Linked DNA regions of Homo sapiens: regions 2 and 3 are each linked to region 1. The links are chromatin contacts, found by Hi-C or POLR2A ChIA-PET in ENCODE. All regions are on one chromosome and are shown on one strand. The core of a region is the stretch at or near the end of the contact, and the rest is flanking DNA. Distances in the headings are between cores, read along the strand shown. Region 1 holds the start of FBXW11 (F-box and WD repeat domain containing 11). Region 2 overlaps CPEB4 (cytoplasmic polyadenylation element binding protein 4). Region 3 holds the start of BNIP1 (BCL2 interacting protein 1).

Region 1 (4,147 bases), core at 658-3,157:
AAAGATTTCTAGGTCATCCAGCCTCTTTGACTTTATAGGTGCAGAGAATGCAAAAACACTTTGAGAAAGTGAAAAGCAGCCTCTGATATCTGGAAGCTGGCCTGGTACAATCAGCCATGCCATGATGTTACTAGACCACAGCCTGGCCCTTATAGCTAGGCTTTGTGTTTTCCTGTAGAACAAAAACAATTCCAAAGAACATCAACATCAGACGAGGTCATTCTGTGACCATGATAGATCCAGACAAATACAAGACCACTCTATAATCAGGTCTAAACACGATAAAAAGATAAAACCTGATGATTGTCCAAACCACAAAAAATGACTCAACATCCCCACTTGGCTAATATGAGGGAGCTGCTGCTGCACTTTTTTTTTTTTTTTTCGTTTTTGAGACAAGGTCTGGCTCTATCACTCAGGGTACAGTGGAGTGGTGCGATCTCCATTCACTGAAACCTCCACTTCCTGGGCTCAAGCGATCGTCCCACCTCTGCCTCCCAAGTAACTGAGATGACAGGCGCGCACCACCAGGCCCGGTTCATTTTTGTATTTTTTGTAGAGAAGAGTTTCGCCATGTTGCCCAGGCTGGTCTGGAACTCCTGCGCTCAAGCAATTCGCCTGCCTCGGTTTACCAAAGTGCTGGGATTACAGGCGTGAGCCACTGCGCCCGGCCAGGCTGCTGTTTCTTTATCTGCACAGCTTTAGCCTCAATCTAGAATTCCCTTCCTCTAGATAAGATGAACTGAGATGCTCAATCATGGAACGACCCTCTCTTCCTGACAGTATCTAATCCAGTGAAGCTCTCACTTCCTTAAACCCTCTCCCAAATCACTAACAACTCTTACCGAGAGGCCCTATCGTTCCTCAATGTGTGTTCTCAGTCACTGCAACTAGTAATAAACCCAGCTTGTTCAACGATCCGTGTCTTCCTGGTGGGATTTGGTTAGAGGGCACGGACAGACCTAAGTTACACAGAGTTGGAGGCTGAGTTCACTAGAAGGAGTCTCCGCTTGTGTGTTCCTTCTTAGCCACTCTTTTGGTTAGTGTCTGTCGTCCCTCCACCAGAATTAAGCTCCATGAGAACAGGAGCCTTGTCTGTCATGTTCAGAGCTGATTCTCAGCGCCTAGAACGGTACGCAGCGGAAGCTGGATGCTTAAAAAATAACCATTTTCTGAACGAATGAATGAGGGGCTCGATATACGCACGTCCCCTTTAATCTCGCAGCTCCTCGCAGATCGTGTGACATACAGACAGCACCACAGCACATTTCCCAAAACCCCGTCTTTCCCGAAGAAATCTCGAAACTCTCACTCCTGGGATGCCCATCCTCTCAGAGCCTCTTCCCCAGGCCGAGCTTCTCTCACTCGCTGGCCCCTTCCCACACCTGAGCCCCAGGTCTATACACCTTCCTAACGCACCTAGAACCCACCTGTCTCCACCATCTGCCCCTACCATCAGACACTGCCGGACGGGCCGCGCAGCTACCTAGGCGTCTAGGGAGCACTGCGGCATGGACCGCGCATGTGCGGAAATGGGTCGCATACGCAGGACCTCCGACAAGTGAGGAGTTGCCTCGGAGTTTCCGTCCCGGTCTGGGCAGCCTTGGGCTGCCAGGAAGTCAAGAGAAGCTAGCCGGAAGGACAACCCGGGCGCACGGCTTTCTGGGACACGTAGTCGTGGCGCTCTCGAGGCCCTGCCATGAGCAAGCTCTTAACTCTTCAGGTCTGCACGTCCTACGCCCACCGTCCAGTGCTACTCTCAGCTCGGAGTTCAGCTTCGGGCTGCCAAGAGCCAGCAACCTGGTGTCAGAGGCTCGGTCCCACAACGCTCTGCGGGCCGCGGCGCCTGCTGGGAGGTGTAGTCCCCGATCTGCGTACTGCGTTCGCCGAGGGGGAGGGCGGAGCTGCCGGCGGCCCGGGCGGGCTGGCAGCTAGAGTGGGTGCGATAGCCGCCTCCGCCTCTGCCGCCTCCGCCGTCGCCTCCTCCGCCCGGGCCGTTCGCTGCTGCGCGGGGAGAGCGAGGCGGGGCCGCCGGGGCCGCCATGGAGCCCGACTCGGTGATTGAGGACAAGACCATCGAGCTCATGGTGAGTGCGGCCCGCTGGACCGTCTGTGCTTCCGTCCGTCCGGCCCCGGGCGGGCCTGCCCACCTCAACGTCCGGTGCGAGGCCGGCTCTGGCCCTTCCCAGACGCCTCGACCCAGACCCGGGCCCCCAGCCTTCCCTGGCCTCGGACCTGGCGCGGGCTCCTCTGATCCCTCGACATCTCCGGCCGGTCCTGGCCCGGCCCCCTCCATGCCCCTCGCTTCTCCCCCTCCCCCTGGTCCCGTCTCCGGTCCCAGCTCTCGGACGACCCTCGCTCGTTTATGCTGTAGACTTAGGTCGCACTCGCTCTAGCACCCCATTCTCCTTCTTTTAGAAAGGGATTTTTTTTTCTTTCCTCTGTTTCGGCCCAGGCCCGCACCGCGCTTGCAAGCCCCACTCAGGCCGAGTGAGATGGTGGGAAGGAGTACGGAGATGGGTTGGGGCCGCCTGGGCCTCCGCGTCCTAGGAGAGGTCTCAGCACCCACTCCCCAGCCTAGGTCTGTGTGGATGCCAGGATAGGCCCTACAGAGCTGGGGGGGCAGGGAGCTTTCGGGTTTGAGGCTGTGGCGGATAAGGAGGCCTCTTTCCCGGGCCCTTGTGGTGTCCGGCTTCTCGGACAAAGGGTTTCCTACCCGGCGGAGAGGGATGTTTGCATAGCAAGGGCCCAGGTACTCTGGATTCCATCCTCCAGGAAAGAGAAGGCGCAACTTCACGTTTTCCAGAGCTGCTTTGGGAAATTGGAGATGACTGGGGAGGGAGCCATCCTCATCACTGCCGCGAGGTCTTTCTTCTCAGAAAGAAAAAAAAAAGAGGGGAATCCTTGGCCCCCGGGGGAAGCGACCACTCTTCTGTTAGAAACCACTGGCAGCCAGGCCAGACTCCCGGTCCGTGGACACCCTCCACCCTCCTCCGAAGCTTTAGGATTTGAAACCAGAAGGGGTTTTTAGGAACAGGACAGTGAGAGAGTGGCTAGAAGTGAAGAATTTGCTAATTGATGGATGATTTGGTGGAAGAAATAAAATATGGCAGATATTACCTGCCAACGTGAACATGAGGGAAATCAAATTGGGCTCTGGAGAGCTGGGAAGAGGAAGTCTGCATCAGCAAATGGACATGTCCAGGATTTCTTCCTATGGAAGCCTTGACAGTTTCTTTGTATCTTTCCTAACACGGTAACAACTTCTTCCCCAGGGTTGAGAGGAGAGGTGGAAGAATCTACTTAACCCAGCAAAATGTTTTCCTAGCCAGATTTTCTTCAGTGTGAAAATGTTTATTGAGTCAGTGATTCCACTGGGTAGGGTTGGTGACATCAGAGCCACTTCCCCCATTTAACGCTATAAATAATAAATGGTGACACTGAAAGTCTGTTGGATAGCTGCATGGTTTCTGTGGATGATGGTGTCTGGGGAGTTGAGATGCTTGTTTTAAAAATGGAAGTACAGTAGCATAAATATGGAGGCAGCTTAATGTTTGCTGTCCTTTGCATAATTCACAGAACTGGACTTCTCTAGCATTCTTGAAAACTAGGAGGGAAAAAAAGAAACTGATAGTTTTTGATTTTTGCATGCGTGTGTGTGTGTGTGTGTGTGTGTGCACGTGGGGTTGTTTTCAAAGGGATGTCACATACTGAGTGATTTTTCCTTTTCAGCATAATTTATCATACTTGTAGTCAAGTGTTTGGTATTCTGTAACTTTTGTAGTGGGTTATTTTGGTAACTATCTTAAATCGACTAAGTATATTACATATTCTTAAGAATGTACACACAGTGCATGTACTTACAACAGAAGTACTTCATATCGAAAAATTGTAACTTGGTGCCTCTTTGAAATTGGCTGTTCCCAGCTCCTTCCATTTCTATTCCTTTAAAAAATAACGAAAATGTATTTATTTTCAAAAGAATTATAAGAAATACGTTGTAACCCAAGTCAGTGTATGGTTACAAAATAAAAAAATAAAAACCTTTGGCCTAAATTCACTGGCTTCCTATGCTTATAACTTAAAAAGTTTTGATTTTACATGATAGCACTTGGTTTTGATCAGAAAAGAGATTTCAGCCTGTTAA
Region 2 (4,147 bases), core at 1,087-3,586, 1.9 Mb before region 1:
TGGCATCAACCCAACTGGATTCCAAAGAGATTATGGAAGTGCTTTCCCTTCAGAGTTCCACTAATGTTCTTAATTGACTGGTTACCAGGTAATACCCAGAATAAAACAAAGCCTTGCTTTTAGAACTGAGTGCAGTGGTGTAGGACTGAATTCAGAATCAGTCAATTAGATAAAATAATGAAGCCCAGAGGCAGCCTGACCATCTCAATGTCTGATTTGAAAAGTAGTGACTAGTTTAAACCTTCTTAAAAAGTATTCCTTTTACAAATTGTATGGCTAATTGTACAGGGCTAAGCAAGAACAATTTCAGAGAATTTTCTCTCTCCTCCTTTTTAGTTTTGGTAGTAAGGATAATGGTAATGTGAGGGGGAAAAACAAGAAATTCACAATCCAGGCACATACAGTTGATAAATGAATCAACTGCATACAACATTCAGGTAGAAAGTCCATGCAGGAGTTTTGGGAAGTAATAATTCTGTGGCACAATTGTGAACTGTTCCCTCGTTCCTGTTGCTAAACTAAATGCAGAGAATCTTGGATATTTTTATGACAACTATGAATCAGGTGGCATTTCTTCCCCTCCCCCAAAGTCAGCAAATAACATCGTCATGGATTATATAACAAGATCAAGGAAAGCCTTAAGACCTTCATAGACAACAAAGGGCTTTTTTATTAAGCAGATATTTGGGCTGTTTTTGTAGCTGCCAGGAAATGAGACAGCAAGAGTCACCTCTATAGAATTTTATTATAGAAGGAAAACAGAAAAACCAAGTGACACTATTAAAGGTGCACAATACACTCTATTAATTTAGATGTGGCACATGAATGACATGTATCCCCATAAATATTGTGGGGCCCCTTCTCTTTTTTACAGTAGGAAGGTCCCTAATATTTATCATTGACAAACTGTGGACAAAGTCTGAAAATCTTACTACTTAATTGTCATTCTGATTTCATTTCTGAGTGGAGATTACTATTTTTGCCTGTCCAGATGGTAAAACATAAGCTTAAATTGTACACAAAACTTAATATGACAAAGCAAAACATTAAAGAAAAGTACTTGTTAATTTGTTACCTGATTGTTGCTTGTTTTCTTATTTATCTCTAAGTTTTTATCTACCACACATAGTTAAATCCCTGCCCTGAATGTATGTCAAACAATATTAAGTCATAATAACCATATTATAAGGGAACTTTACTACAACTGAAAAGAAAAAATTATGTATTAAAAAAATCTTTTAAATGTATGTTTAACCTTCTAATAACATTAAAAGTTTACTATTATAATACTTCCCCCATCTACTCGCCCACCGTTACCCTCACCTCTCACTCAGGTAACAAAGAATAAAACGATAACCGATTTTCATGGCCTCAAAATAGGATTCCTTGTGTTCAATGTTCAGGATTAAGATAAAGGGGCTGCTTAAGTAATTACGGACCCACATCATGGATGACATAAGACAAATTCCCCCTTTGTGGCAACTGCTTATTTGATTTTCAGACCAAATAAAAACAAGGGTTAAATATTCAATCACGAATGTGTGGCAGGTAGAGGGCAGAGGATCACTATTTTCGATTGACTAGTATGTGTTATGTAAGTAAACGGGGCAGATGAGGATCTGGCCCATGCACAAGATGCATTTAGTTTGAACTGAGTTGGTTTCCATTCAGAGGCTAGAGGGAGAAAGGCTTCAGTCCGATCCTATGACGATGTCGGCATTCACATACATCACATGATTTTCTTTCCTAGGCATTTCCCCTTACCCTCCCCGCCTTATAAAAACCCAAAGACAAAAACAACAGCAACCCCAAATCTGAAAGGGGGTAATCGCACTGCTCAAAATCCACACCTTTGTAAGCTCAACCTACACAGTACAGTGAGGAATCCAACAAATCCGGATCAAAAGTAAATCAGAAAGCAGGCAGTTGTTCAAAATTAAGAATAGGCCCTTCACTTTTCATACAAAAAAATCATGCCACACAATTTCGCCCTCTTCTTCCTCACAATAGAAGTTACCTCAACACAGAAGCCCAGGTCCCATCCTACAGCACAGCTAAGCCAAGGCAAGAGAAAGACTGTTTAGGATGTTCCATTTCCGCAGTCAAGAGAGGGAGAGTACAGGAGGAGAAGAAACACGCTTCATTCCTACATAGCCACACACACATTTAATTGTAGCCCAGTTTAAATTATACTCTTTGCTATTTAACGTCCTCCATTACTTATGAGGCTTTGAGAATTAAGGCAACTTTCTAATTCTTAGGAGACTTAAGTCACTCCCCTGTTACGCTACTTTGAATTACTTGGTATCATCCAAACCGAGCAAGAAAGAGCCAGCCTAGTTCAGGAAGGCTTCAGCCAGACACGCAGGCAGCTGCCGGCCGACTCTGAGTCTTAAAGACTTAATGATATTTAAAGATCCCTCAATTCGCCAGACACATTTGATACCACACACTAATAATTTACTTGGAAGGAGAAATTTGATTATAAATCCGAGTAAAATTAACTGGTTTGCGTTATCCATTTCTTCTTCTTTTTTATTTCTTTGAGATGGAGTTTCAGTCTTGTCGCCCAGGCTGGAGTGCAATGGCTTGATCTTGGCTCACTGCAACCTCCGCCTGCCAGGTTCAAGCGGTTCTCCTGCCTCAGCCTCCCAAGTAGCTGGGATTACAGGCGCCCGCTACCGCGCCCTGCTAATTTTTACATTTTTAGTAGAGACGGGTTTCACCATGTTGGCCAGGCTGGTCTTGAACTCCTGGTGATCCACCCACCTTGGCCTCCCAAAGCCCTGGGATTACAGGCGTGAGCCACCACGCCCAGCCTATCCACTTCTTCTTTATGGTACTTTGAATCTGCCCCATTAAATGTCCCTTAAAGGAAAATGTCCATCTAATCCTTTAAAAAGGTTGGAGGTTAGGGTACCAGTAATCTGTTCTTATTTTGCCACAGGCAAACCAATTTAAATAGAAAAAGGTTAAATACTGTAAGAAATTATATACTCTCCCCACCATTCCTACCTGAAATAAATCATTCTAATATTAAAGCAACAGAACCTATTTTAGTAGGACTTCCTTTCATTTTGAAAAAAAATTATTTATTCCCAAATTACTTCAAATTTATAACATATGAAATAAATAAGTGACAAAATTTAGCAACTCTCATAGCAGGTTTCCAGAGCTATTTCAGCCTGCACAGAGTCAGTATCTGTATAAAATACTTGTTCTAATGCCTCTCTACCAGTATACAACATGTGTTCTCTAAGTCAACTAAGTGACTGCAATTTGGAATATAGGAATATTAGTAAAATGGTGTATCGAAAGAAAAGTTAAGGTTTCCTATTATTTATTACATATTTTTAAGTAGCACTAAATTCTATCCCAACTGTAAAGATACAGAATTTAAATAATCCCCACAGCCACTCTCTTACAATGATATAAAAAAAACTTTTATAAAACTGATGAAACAAGCTTTGTGTACTAAACTTTCAACTTGAGTTTCATGATTTTCTTCTAGAAAGGTTATTATAAATTCTTTTGCTTAGCAACAAAGAAAAGAAGCACAGATGGAATCATCACTTGCCCACTCATTTAAGCATTTGTTTCAAACAAATTTACAGCAATGAAAAATAGTCAGGGAAGGGTCTCTAAATTTAACACGTAGATAAAGCAAGAAAAAATATGAAAGTGTTTTAAAATGCAAGGTCACAACACCTTTGGCAGTCAGGAATTAAATACATAGCATTTTTGGAGTAGATCCATAGCTCTTAAAATAAAGCGATGCATGAAACACGTGAGGCAGTGATGTATAACATGCTTCCACTACTTCCTCTACATATGCAATAGGTTTCCTGGGCACCATGGGGATATGTAAAAGACTGGCACTTTAAACAACTTGCATTTCTGAATGCAATCATTATTGCTTACATTCAAATTAAGTACTTGAAATGCCTGAAACTCAGAGGAATTGTGGTGGATATGTTGAGCCTTTCTTTCAAAAATCTGAAAGCAACATATATTCTACAACAATATGAAGAGAAAAAGACTCCATTTTCACACTATTCAAAGGAATAATATGATATCTAAGTCATAATTTCATATCTGAAGAACAACTATAATGTTTTGACAGTCTGTAGATTGCCTTTGTTCTCTC
Region 3 (4,147 bases), core at 462-2,961, 1.1 Mb before region 1:
ATTTAAATTCTCTGTGTCTGAGTTTCCTTATCACAACACTACTTACCTCATAGAACATCATAGATTATGTATGTATGTAAAGCACTTAGCAGAGCTGCTGGAAAACGGTAAGAACGCAATACATCCAGCTATAATCAGTCTTTCTCATCAGCAATGACAAGAACCCAAATGTTAGAAAGAGTACAGAAGAATGCCTAAGCAATTTAGATTATGTGAAAATGTAATTTCATTTGTATGAAACCTGTTTATTTTTCTATAATTGGCCCAGAAGTTTTGTAATGTATACATCAGAGAAGTGAAGTTCAAGAAGTTTTAAATATCTGCATCAAATTTCACTTTTTCTCTGGCTTATTCATTTAATCACACTTCTTTGCACCGTATTTGTTTATTCTGCATCTAATTTGGTTTATTCTGCATCTGGTTTATCTGGGGAGCCCTATTTTCCTGCACTTTTTGCCACACCTTGTTACAAACTCTGAGTCTACATCTAATGTTTAGTGACTTTGTTGAAAATGATTATTTTTAAAAACCAAGGTTTAGGCCGGGCGCGGTGGCTCACGCCTGTAATCCCAGCAATTTGGGAGGCCGAGGCGGGCGGATCACGAGGTCAGGAGATCGAGACCATCCTGGCTAACACGGTGAAACCCCGTCTCTACTAAGCAAAACACAAAAATTAGCCGGGCGTGGTGGCGGGTGCCTGTAGTCCCAGCTACTCAGGAGGCTGAGGCAGGAGAATGGCGGGAACCCGGGAGGCGGAGCTTGCCGCGAGTCGAGATCGCGCCACTGCACTCCAGCCTGGGCGACAGAGCGAGACTCCGTCTCAAAAAAACAAAAACAAACAAGCAAAAACAAGGTTTAAAACTCGGTTTCTTTTTGCTGAACTCATGGAACCGTGTCTACACTCCCAATTCTTGCCTAAGTCCACTCGTTTATTTTACCTCTACCCTTAAATGGCTTAAGGCGAAACACTTCATTTCCTATCTGTTCAAACGGGGTAACACTCTAAGGTGTTATTCCTAGGTTGACTTTCACAGTCCAGGTCCCAGTTTTGCCACTGACCCAGGTATGCCTTCTAACCTAGGCCTTGGCGCCGTACTCGATTTCCTCAAGCATAAAATCACAACTACGGTCCAGGTTACATTCGTTTCACCCGGTGCCTCCCGTGCCAGGTGGCCTTGGATGCCAGGAGAGCTGGCCAGCAGGGGGCGGGGCTAGCTGCCTCCCGGACGCTACCAGAGGATGCTGAAGCAGCGTCAGAGGGCGGGGCCAAGCAGGGTGACAGGTAGGTTGTGAGGTAGTCAGGGGCGGGGCGACGACCAGGGCTGCAGGTGGAAGGGGCAAAGCCGAGCCCCGAAGCAGTAGCTGAGTCAGGGGCGGAGAACAGTGGGGTGCTCTGGGGATGGGAGATCCGGCGGCACCCGGAAAAAGGATCAAGGCCAGCAGTCACCGGGACACAACCAAATGGGGACCGGGGGGGTAGCCGACCATGGGGCGGAGCCTGTGGTCTGGGAAACCAAGTGGGGAAAGTTCGGGAGTGACACTGCCAAGCTCACAGACCAGCAGAGCTTGGGTTAGGGCTGCTGGAGCCCGGCAGGGGTCCCGGGATCAGTACCTGAATAAGCGCCTTCACCTCCAGGTCAAATTTGACAATCTCTTGGTTACAGATCCGGACGTGGACGTCTTGGGGAGCCGCCATGTTGGGGACGCCGGCTACGGGCAGCGGCAGGACCCAAGTTCAAACGCGTTTTCGCACCACCTTCTTTCCCTCCCCACCCAGTCTCGGGGCAGCGCCCCCTAGAGACCGGCGAAAATGGCAAGCGAGGGTCACTGCGCAGAGTTGGGACTTTCCCTGACACGTGTAGGGAAATCAGCCTCTCCTCTTGGTATGGCCCTAATAACATGGAGAGGAAGGGAAGAGGGAATATCAAGAACGCTTCACAGTGGTCTCTTTCCATCTTCCTTCTGTCAGGCATTCTAATAACTATATATTTTTTACATAGAAAAAAAAAGACTGGAAGAAAAGTATCAATTGAGATGTCTCTGGAAAGTACCAGTAATAATTTTTTGTTTCTTCAAACTTTCTTATATTTTTAATATTTTCTACAGTGAGTATAAATTGTGGAGTAAAAGAGGAAATGATAAACGTCATATATTTTTTAAAGTATGGAGTTCAAGGCAGGTCGGTAGAGTACCTCCTATCACTCCAACACATGATCTAAGGGATCTTTGTAAAACACGAAATTGATCAAGTCACCTACCTGTATGCAGCCCTTCTATGGCTTCTCGTGTTTCCCTTTTGTATACAACTGGATTTATTAAATCTACCTTGCTAAGGTAGTTTTGATGGAAATGTCAGAGCAAACCCTCAACAAATGGTGGCTCTTTTATTTTTGTTAGTAAATAATCCAAGTTTCTTAGCTGGTCCTCAAGGCCATCAGCCACCCCGGCCATCAGCCACCGCACCCTGCGCCCTTCCTGGATTGCTCAAGCTCCTTCTGGATGTGTAGCCTTAGAATGTGGTGTTCCCTCTCCCTAGAAAGCGTTTCCCCCACTCGACCCCACTCCATCTGCATTTGTTCGGGTCACTTCAGCAAGCATAGATTGTGAGGACCTAAAGGCTTAGGACTTGAATGTTCATCTCTCTCTCTTTTTTTTTTTTTTTTTTTGTGGCGGAGTCTCGCTCTGTTGCCCAGGCTGGAGTGCAATGGCACAATCTTGGCTCACTGCAAACTCTACCTCCCAGGTTCAAGCAATTCTCCTGCCTCAGCCTCCTGAGTAGCTGGGATTACAGGTGCGTGCCACCATGCCCAGCTAATTTTTGTATTTTTCATAGACACGGGGTTCACCATATTGGTCAGGTTGGTCTCGAACTGACCTCGTGATCCACCCGCCTCGGCCTCCCAAAGTGCTGGGATTACAGGCGTGAGCCACTGTGCCCGACCATGTTCATCTCTCTTAATCCTCACAACCACCCTTGAAATTGTACTACACTATTATCACAGATCAGGAGTAGGGCTTAGAGTAAATTAAAACAAAAAACAATCAACCCTGTTGCAAGATTACCTATCTTGAAAGTGGCAAAGCCTAGGCCGGGCACGGTGGCTCATGCCTGTAATCCCAGCACTTTGGGAGGCCGAGGCGGGTGGATCACGAGGTCAAGAGATCGAGATCATCCTGGCTAACACGGTGAAACCCCGTCTCTACTAAAAATATAAAAATTAGCCGGGCGTGGTGGCGGACGCCTGTAGTCCCCGCTACTTGGGAGGCTGAGGCAGGAGAATGATGTGAACCCAGGAGGTGGAGCTTGCAGTGAGCCGAGATCGCCCCACTGTACTACTCCAGCCTGGGCGACAGAGCAAGACTCCATCTCAAAAAAAAAAAAAAAAAAAGAAAAAAGAAAGAAAGAAAGTGGCACAGCCTCTACTGAAAGCCATCTTTTCCCCAAAAAATCAATATGGTCCCCACCTGTTGTAAGCGGGGCTATGTGCTTGTCTGTGTCCCTACAGCCCTCTACACACCCTCTCGTAAGGTATTCATCACCCCACTGCACCTAATAGAGAGGCAGTGTATCACAGGCTTGGCATCTGCCTGGGCTCAAATCCTGTCCACCACACACTTCGCATGCCTGTGCCTCTGTCTCCTCGGAAGCTAACTGGTGATAATCAATTGCGCCTACTTCACAGGTTGGAGAATTAAATGAGAAAATACATGAAAAGCACCAAGCACAGTGTGCTAATGTGGCATATAGTAAGATCTCAATGCCCGTTAGCTGCTGTTATTCTACTACTAGCCCACATTTTGGGAGCACTTCCTATGTGCCAGGAACTTTGTACTAAGCGCTTCATGTGTGTCTCGCTTAACTCTTACAACAACTCTGTGAGGTAAAAACGGGGCAGAGAGGAATAATGACTTGCCCAGAGCAAATGGAGTTGCTAGGTCAAAGGATATATGCATTTAAAAATTCTGACATATTACCAAATTGCTCTTCATAGGGATTATGTCAATCCATACTCCCTCCAGCAACATGGCATAAATGCCTGTTTCCCGTGGCCTTGTCAACAGGATAGGTTAACAAACATTGGAAGTTTTGCCAATCTGATTAGGTAGAAATGCCTTCTTTAGTTTATGCTTTTCTGATCATGAAGGA

The links. A loop is a pair of places that touch in the nucleus more often than their neighbours do. ChIA-PET counts read pairs that join two places held with the same protein, here RNA polymerase II (POLR2A). Pooled maps may share reads with other maps.
Region 2: a map of naive thymus-derived CD4-positive, alpha-beta T cell shows a loop between it and region 1 (8-fold over the local background). The contact joins the enhancer-like site here to the promoter of FBXW11 in region 1. A Hi-C loop is called at or near these places in 1 of 168 maps with a recorded cell type or tissue (naive thymus-derived CD4-positive, alpha-beta T cell) and 8 of 50 pooled maps. POLR2A ChIA-PET finds 5 or more read pairs at or near these places in 2 of 52 experiments (CD4-positive, alpha-beta T cell and MCF 10A).
Region 3: a map of B cell shows a loop between it and region 1 (5-fold over the local background). The contact joins the promoter of BNIP1 here to the promoter of FBXW11 in region 1. A Hi-C loop is called at or near these places in 3 of 168 maps with a recorded cell type or tissue (B cell, CD8-positive, alpha-beta T cell and naive thymus-derived CD4-positive, alpha-beta T cell) and 13 of 50 pooled maps. POLR2A ChIA-PET finds 5 or more read pairs at or near these places in 2 of 52 experiments (CD8-positive, alpha-beta T cell and T-cell).

Annotation. Positions count from the first base shown.
Region 1 is chr5:172,004,398-172,008,544 of GRCh38, reverse strand. FBXW11 (F-box and WD repeat domain containing 11) reads left to right here and starts at 1,907. Exons shown (of 14, transcript NM_001378974.1): 1 at 1,907-2,087. The coding sequence starts at 2,043. RefSeq lists enhancers at 1-140, 1,583-1,852, 1,396-2,023, 2,623-2,742 and silencers at 1,883-2,162, 2,173-2,282.
Region 2 is chr5:173,916,125-173,920,271 of GRCh38, reverse strand. All of the region lies in intron 2 of CPEB4 (cytoplasmic polyadenylation element binding protein 4), which reads right to left. Among named protein-coding and RNA genes, the nearest start is that of CPEB4, 30 kb to the right of the region's middle. RefSeq lists an enhancer at 2,010-2,269. Within about 2 kb of position 2,336, at least 39 of the 41 ENCODE cell types and tissues checked have a DNase peak (open chromatin) inside an H3K27ac peak, as active enhancers do; they include CD4-positive, alpha-beta T cell, where a contact is called at or near this core.
Region 3 is chr5:173,142,095-173,146,241 of GRCh38, reverse strand. It overlaps BNIP1 (BCL2 interacting protein 1), which reads right to left and starts at 1,711. Exons shown (of 6, transcript NM_001205.3): 1 at 1,613-1,711. The coding sequence starts at 1,696. RefSeq lists enhancers at 979-1,048, 990-1,518.